Regions from separate parts of the Homo sapiens genome. Here region 2 is linked to region 1. A link is an interaction called in ENCODE POLR2A ChIA-PET data of the cell type or tissue named here. Cell type or tissue: PC-3. All regions are shown on one strand.

Region 1 (4,000 bases):
TGCATTTATTATAAATTTTTGTATGAACATACGTTTTCATTTCTCTTGAATAAATACCAAGAGTAGAGTGGCTGGGTCGTGGAGCTTTTGCACGGTCAGCTTTACAAGACCCTGCCAAATACTTTTCAAAGGTATTTGTATACATTTTCTCACCTGCCAGCACTGTATGAGAGTCCAGTTGCCCTACATTCTTGCCAACACATGGTATTGTCAGTCTTTTCCACATTAGCCATTCAGATGGATGTGTAATGGTATTTCATTGTGGTTTTAATTTGCATTTTTTGATCACGAATGAGTTTAAATGATTCTTCATTGGTTTATCGGCCATCTGGTTGTCTTCTTAAGGAGTTGCCTGTTCACGTCTTCTTCCTATTGTTCTGTCGGGTTGCCTGCCATGTTCTTAGTGACTTGAAGGAGTTCTTTTCATATTCTGGATATAAATCTTTTATCAGATTGCAATGGACAAATGTTTGTGTCGCCCCCAAATTCATACATTGAAGTCCTAATCCCTAATGTGATAGAATTAGTAGGAGAGGACTTTGGGAGGAAATTAGATCATGAGGGTGGTACCCTCATAAATGGGGTCAGTGCCCTCATGATAGGCACCCCTGAGAGTTCTGCCTGTTGTCGCCATGTGAGGATACAATGAGAAGGTGGCCATCTGTTCCAGGAAGCAGGCCTTCAGCAGACATGAATCTTCCAGTTCCTTGATCTTAAACTTCTTAGCCTCCAGAAGAAGTGTGAGAAATAAATTTCTGTTGTTTATTAACCACCCAGTCTATGGTATTGTGTTATAACCGCCTGAACTGCCTAGGACATAGATGTATGGACTGAAAAGATTATTTCTCCCTGGGTTCCCATTCACTCTCTTACTAGTGTCTTTTATTGAACAGAGGTTCTTCATGATAACCTCTTCCGGTTTATCAAACTTTTTTCGTGGTCAATGCCCTTTTAGGTCCTTCTGGATCATTTTTAGAAATCTTTGGCTATTCCAAGGTCATACCAATGCTCTCCTATGTGATCTAGGAATATAAACCACCTGGAATTTATTACTGTGCTTGTTGTGAGGGACTAAGACTCATTTTTTAAAATATGACTATTTAATTGACTCAGCACCATTTATTCGAGGGACCTTCTTTTCCACATCACTCTGTAATGCCGCCTTCGTCATAAATCAAGTGAATGTATACCTGTGGGTCTTTTTCTAGACTCTCTATTCTGTTTCACTAGATGTAATTTGATAAAGGAAAAATAAAGAATTCTGACCTTTCTTGCATCTGCGTGCCTTGAAGCATATTTGTACCATCTGGATAACATCGTTTTGATCAGAATATGCCCAAGGAGTGTTTTGAGTGCTTTAACTTGTTCCCTTCAGTAAGATAAAGTGCTTCAGTTCATCCTAATTAGCTTCTCTATCCTTTTTCCATGTTTTAGGAGGAAATAAGCCAGTGACAGCTTTGGGGGAGGGTCTCTCGGGAAAGCTTCCACTGGAGAGTACTCTGGGCCGGGCCTGCTGAAGTCAGGGGCTCTGCCCGGGCATTGGCCTGTTTCTCCAGCGTTCCTCTTCTTATCATGCACCAGCTTATTTCTTCCTGGCTCAACATAACCTTGATGTTTTTTTCCAAGTGGTCAAAACCCTGTCTGTTCATTCTCACCTTTGCTCATCCTGGGTGCCTCTCCCAGCAAGGCCTCTCCCCTGTTTTGGGTCTACACAAAGTTTATCCCCCAGTCTGATGTCTTCTATAAAGCCTCTCCTAGTCACGTCAGCCCTTATCAATCTTTCTCTCCTCAGAACCCTACAGCTGCTGTTATTTCTGAATCGCTTGTTCCGGCCTTTGTATCATTATTAAATATTTCACAAGTGCTTGTCTTGTCTCTCAGGCTGGAAGCCCAGCTCTGCAGGAGGTGGAAGCCCAGCTCTGCAGGAGGTCAAAGCCCCTCTCTTAAAGCAGTTGCTCAATAAATATTTCACCCAGGATGAAGGAAAGCATGGTCAGGGAGTGGGGGCAGCGGGGAGTGATGTGCTTTAGGGTGCTGAGGTGCAGAGGAAGGGCCTGCTCCCAGTGGGGAATTCAGACAGTGCCCCACACGCCCCAAATGCCTGGCGTTCATATGGTGTCGGCTTATTGAGAACTGCCCTAAAACCCTCGGTTCATGTTTCAAAGTGTGACTCAGAAAAGACACCAGCTCTTACATGGGGCAGAGGGTGGCATAACTTGGGATGATAAGACAACTCAGTTCTGAGTCAGAACTTTCATTTCAGTGGAAAATGGAAGCAACGCTGACATTCTCCTTCCACCTGAGAGCAAGCCTGACACCAAGAAAGCTGTGGGAATAGGAGGGATGGGCCCGGACACCGCCATCTCCAAACTGCTCAAGATGTGTCATCTGCATAGATAAACTGGCACACCTGTGGATGGGACATCCTTTAAGTAGATGTTAAACAAGATCCAAGATTGGCGTAATGAGCCTTCAGTGGACTGTCATGATTAACTGCGCATGCTGGCTGGCACACCAGAGAAAGCTGATGAGTTGGAGGTAAAGTGAGACAAATATGGAAAGACATTCCAGTTGTTTGGGGGATTTTTGTCACTTCCTCCAGATGGATGATTTTGGGTTTTTGTCCCTGGGTCTTGATAGATGTTCTCCACTTAACTTCCCTGAGGTTTCTGGCAGGATGGAGGGAGGTGATCTGCAGTCTGTTTCCCTATTAAAAACCATTTCCCCGGACTTGAAAAGTTGCCAACTCAGTCGTCTCTGATTTACTGATTTCTAACAAGTGTGCAGTGTAAAAATAAAGCCCCTGGTCGGTTTTTGGGGCGACTTGCATCATTTGTAGTCACCCGATGATGGGTTTGCTGTTTGCTATGGGAACATCCCAAGGAACTCATTAATCATTTCCTCCTGAATATCCCTTAGGTCCCAAGCAGAGGTGAATGGAAATAGAATTAGATGGCATAATGCATTTCTGATAACAACAGCTCAAGACTCACGGCTTAAGAGCCTGAACCTTAAATTCCCCCTAGTGTTCCCTGAGTGGAGAGATGTTTCACCCCACAGGGGTCCTAGACTGTGCAGAGCTTCTCCATCTGCCCAGAGAGGGTGCTTAGCTCATCAGGGACTGCAGAGGGAAGCTCAGCCAAGAGGAAGTATGAGTATGTTAATGGGAAAGTGAGCCCTCGCCGCGTGCTGCCTGCCCCTAAAAGCTGAAAAAGAGGAAGTATTATGTCTTGGGTTTAGGACCACTGGGCTCCCAGCTCCTGGTTTTTCATGCAGTCCCAGGCTTGAGACCTCCTCCCTGGTCCTGGCTCAGAGCCCAAGTCTTACCCTGGACTAAGGAAAAGAATGCCACATACCCCTCCCCACAACATGAACTCCCCCAAATGGTGCCAAATATGCACAATGGGAATGTATTTGTCTCAGATGATTTTGAGAAGCTCTGGTTATTTATGGCCTTTAGTTATAAATCAAGCAAAGGAGGTATCTGATAACAATCCTTCATTGAAGAAGGAAAGGCAGGATTATGGTATGGAGTCCTTCATTCACTTCTCCTAGGTTAGAGACCAGAGAAGCCTGGATTACTCATAGCAACCATTCCTATATGGATAGGGGATGTCAGCTGCTGGAAAGGGCCATTGTATTAACCTGGTGATCAAGCAAAACACTGTATGTTGCTGTACAAGTCAGGGTTCTCCAGAGGGACAGAACTAATAGGATAGATGTATATATGAAAGGGAGTTTATTAAGGAGAATTGACTCACACGATCACAAGGTGAAGTCCCACGGTAGGCCGTCTGCAAGCTGAGGAGCAAGGAAGCCAGTAGTGACTCAATCCGAGTCCCAAAACCTCAAAAGTAGGGAAGCTGACAGGGCAGCCTTCAGTCTGTGGCCAAAGGCCTGAGAGCCCCCAGCAAACCACTGGTGTAAGTCCCAGAGTCCAAAGACCAAAGAACCTGGAGTCTGATGTCCAAGGGCAGGAAGTATCTAGCACAGGAGAAGG
Region 2 (4,000 bases), 100 kb before region 1:
TAACTACAGGCATGACGCTGTGTAGCAGATCTCTAGAATGTATTCATCTTGCAAACTGTAAGATACACCAAGAGATATGTCTTCCCCTCTCCCAGCCTTTGGCACTACCATTTTACTCTGTTTCTATGAGTTTGACTGTTGTGGCTTGCTCATGTAAGTGGGGTCTTGCAGTATTTGGCCGAGTAGTTTCCCACTGTGCACAGATGTCACATTTTCTGTATTCATCTGTCGATGGACACTTACATTGCTTCTGTTCTAATGAATTCATTACACAACGGGAAGTCTTGCTTTCCACCTCCTTTCCCCCCAACTCCCACCTACCTTGCTGGCCTTTCTGATACTAAAGTCTGCCTGTCCCATGGAGCCAGCTCTTTCCATCAACAGCCCTACGCTCTCTGCTTTGTTTGATCTCAGTTCCCTGGTGTTTGTTTCCACTTCCAACTTTCACTTAGGTGTCTGGAGAGCTGAGTGGTCCTTGAGGGTCCAAACAGCAAAGTACAGGAGCTGAGAGACTGAAAGGAAGTCTGTCCTTATCATCAGCCCAAGTGTGGTGGTCATGGTAGACATCTGCTGACCCTGAGCCTCCCTCCTGGAGTCTCTTTTCTGTTCCTACAGTCCCAACGCTGTAGTAACGGAGAGGAGGGAGGCATGGTTGGCTACTAGGCTCTGAAGGTAAATCTAGAAATCTCAAGGCCGGGAAGGGAGTTGTTGATTTCATAGACTTTCTTTTATTCAAGAAAATATTTTTGAGCACCTTCCTTTTGCCAGGCACCTTTCTAGAAAGTGAAGATAAAGTTTCAGCTCTCTCAGAGCTTATACTCTAGTCCAATGGAGGCCGACACAGTACATGGTGACGAGTAACAGAGGTAGGCTTCTGGTATTCTCCTCTAAAACAGACTGAAATGCTGAATGATGATCCAGTTTCTAAAGCTTTCCGATATTAATATAATGTGTTGTTTCTGGACAGTTCCTTGGAACACATTTTAAAAGATGAAAGTCAGGTGCCAAGGCATTCATGCTTTATGTTATGTGCAGGCAAGATCTTTCAGGAAGCAATTTTGGGTAGGGAGAGGCTGGCTTGCGTACACTTTATCCCTTTCGGTTATTCATGCCAGAGAGATGGGGCAAGTCTTTTGAAGACAGTCCTTCATTCTCTCTAGCAGGTGTCAGTAAACTGTGGCTAAAGGACAAGTCCAGTCCACTGCCTATTTTTGTAAATAATGTTCTAATGGAACACAGCCACATCACTCACTTAAGTATTGTCTGTGGCCGCTTTTGTGCTACAAGAGCAGAATTGAGTAGTTGCAACAGAGGTGGCATGGGCTGTAAAGCAGAAGTATTAATTTGACCCTCTAGAGAAAGTGTGTAGGCCCCTTCTCTACAACAGTGGTTTTAGTGTGGTCCCTGGAGCAGTAGCATCTGCACCACTGAGAGGTTATAAAGAAATCCAAGTTCTTATCCTACCATAGATCTGCTAAATCTGAAACCCTGGGCTGGGCCCCAGCAATCCATGTTTTCATAAGCCCTCCTGGTGGTTCTAACGCATGCTAAAGTTTGAGAACCGCTGAACATCACTAATCTATAGTTTCTAGGGGACTATTGCCTGCTAGGAAGTCAGAAGCCTGCAGCAGTTTTGAAATACTGATATCTCCTTATTCTTTTACATGATTGCTTATAAACTGAGTGCTGTGTGTCATGATGTATTGGGTGATGCATTTCAAGAGAAGCTATGTGTAATGGCGCTAATGATTAAGAATTGTGCTTACAGCAGAAAGGATCATTAACTGATTTTATAACACTTATGAGGACTAATATTTAGCTCATTGATTTGTGAACATCGCATCAATGTTCCTTTTTAAAGTTAAATCTCTTTAAATTAATTTCGATCACAGTTGAGGAGAAGACGTTGACTGATGGCATTGTGTTCATGTGCTGTGATTGTGAACAGCTCCTGGTGTTTTCCCAGGTGGCCATGAATGGGTCTGATTTATGGATTCCCCTGAAAGGCACAAGAAAAGCATGAATGTCATGGTGTCCTTCTTGGCTGGGGTCAGTTGTGATGCTGCCACTGGAGGCTGCTGCCTCTTGCCCACTGTTACCCTCCTTTAAGGAAGAAAAGGCTGGCAGGCAGGGCACACACCAAGTCGAGTTTCAGTTTTGGGATATCTGAGATGTGGTGTAAAGGACAGAATGGAAGGGCAAGCCCCGGGAGCTGTCAGCTTGAGGCCTGAAATAACAGACTTCTCTACTTCTGTGAGTGGATTAGGAAAGAGAAGACTCAGTCAGACTTCTTCAAATTTTCGACTTGGCTGACTCTTGTTTCTGGACATTCAGACTTAAAACATCTTCATGGGCAAGTGCCTTCCTCTACCTTAATTTCAGGTTTAGTAATTATTATTATGAGCTTTTTTTTTCTCATTTATATTGCCTGTATCTCCTAAATAGATGGGATTTTCATGGACAGCCTCATGATTTTTTTTTTTGCCATATTATCAACTCAAAGAAATGTATGATATCACTGTTCCAACTGATTAGGTAGACATTCATCATTAGGGTGACAAAGAGAAGATTTCACATCTTACCACTCTCACCCCAGTGGTTCAACAACTTTTTAAATGATTGTAGATGACAGGAGAAGTCACAGGTCAGGGGTCACTACTTGGATGGTGATTGCCAATACAACCTTTTAATATAATCTGCCCATATTTATGTTGAAGCGTTTTATACACGTGGTACTTTAACGCTGTGTCAGAAATAATAATGTTCTAGCTGTACTGTACCATTATCGCTAATTGTAATTTTATTCTCAACTAGAGTACCTTTGAGTATTGTTTACTACAGGGTTGGTAAACAGTAGTCTGCAAGGCAGGTCTGACCTGGTGCCTGTTTGTGTAAAGTTTTATTGGAACACAGTCATGCCCATTTCTTTACATATTGTTCATTGCTGCTTTTTGGCTACAATGGCGGGGTTGAGGAGTCGTGGCAGACACATTTGGCCCCCAAAGTACAATAAATTGACTCTAGCCCTTTGCAGAAGGTTTGCCATCCCCTGCTCTGCTGCATCACTTCACACACCAACAAAGGCAGCAGCTCAAGGTTAGGCATAGACATTTGTAGACACAAAATCAGATCACAAATGCCTTCCTTCACATTTTAGCTCACATGCAGGTATCAGCAAAGAAGAGGAAACAAAGTGCTTTGTACTCAGAAAGTATTTCAGATAATGAATCACTTTATGATTTTCCATGATTTATTTTTAACTCTTACTTTTCCAATTATTTATTTATTTATTTATTTATGAAATGGAGTCTCACTGTGTCACCCAGGCTGGAGTGCTGTGGTGCGATCTCGCCTCACTGCAGCCTCCTCCTCCCGGGTTCATGCCATTCTCCTGCCTCAGCCTCCCGAGTAGCTGGGACTGCAGGCACTCGCCATCACGCTCGACTAATTTTTTGTATTTTTAGTAGAGACAGGGTTTCACCGTGTTAGCCAGGATGGTCTTGATCTCCTGACCTCATGATCCGCCTGCCTCGGCCTCCCAAAGTGCTGGGATTACAGGCGTGAGCCACCGCACCTGGCCAAGTATTTTAAGGCTTCTATTCAAAACTAAAACGAACTGTTAGAAAAAATGTAATATCTGAAATATATCATTCTGAATATATTTTTGTAAATATCTAATCACAAATGGTCATTTTTTAATGGAATAGTAAAGGCCAGACTTGATCTAACACCAGCAACAGTAAACAAGTGGGAGAAAAACAAACATCTCTCCATGAATCCAATTGCGTGAGTGCCCTTGTTCACTACAGAGTGCTTTTCTTGATGATGAAATAAGAATGTCTACCTTTAGAACAATTGTCATTCAGTGGGAGGTATGGAGTCAGCCTGGAGCACCTCTAAAAATAAAAAAATTATGAAATTCAGAAACTTATAAAATTCAAACATATTCCCTTTTCCTAGCAGGCAGTAAAATGACAGCCGTGTGAAACTCATGATTACA

Evidence for each region. ChIA-PET counts read pairs that join two places held together with the same protein. Peaks named below come from ENCODE experiments on the same cell type or tissue, not always from the same donor. Only the 100,000 strongest peaks of a DNase experiment are listed, where the experiment ranks them.
Region 2: POLR2A ChIA-PET joins it to region 1 with 5 read pairs; 3 of 35 experiments call an interaction of 5 or more read pairs at or near these places.

Annotation. Positions count from the first base shown.
Region 1 is chr5:10,873,387-10,877,386 of GRCh38, forward strand. No RefSeq gene overlaps it. Among named protein-coding and RNA genes, the nearest start is that of CTD-2154B17.1, 88 kb to the left of the region's middle. In PC-3, no CTCF peak of the experiment used is centred here; DNase peaks (open chromatin) are centred at 2,205 and 3,805; H3K4me3 peaks cover 1,746 bases; H3K27ac peaks cover 2,347 bases.
Region 2 is chr5:10,771,405-10,775,404 of GRCh38, forward strand. CTD-2154B17.1 (a long non-coding RNA gene) reads right to left here. Exons shown (of 4, transcript NR_188230.1): 4 at 3,237-3,896. Among named protein-coding and RNA genes, the nearest start is that of DAP, 12 kb to the left of the region's middle. In PC-3, no CTCF peak of the experiment used is centred here; no DNase peak of the experiment used is centred here.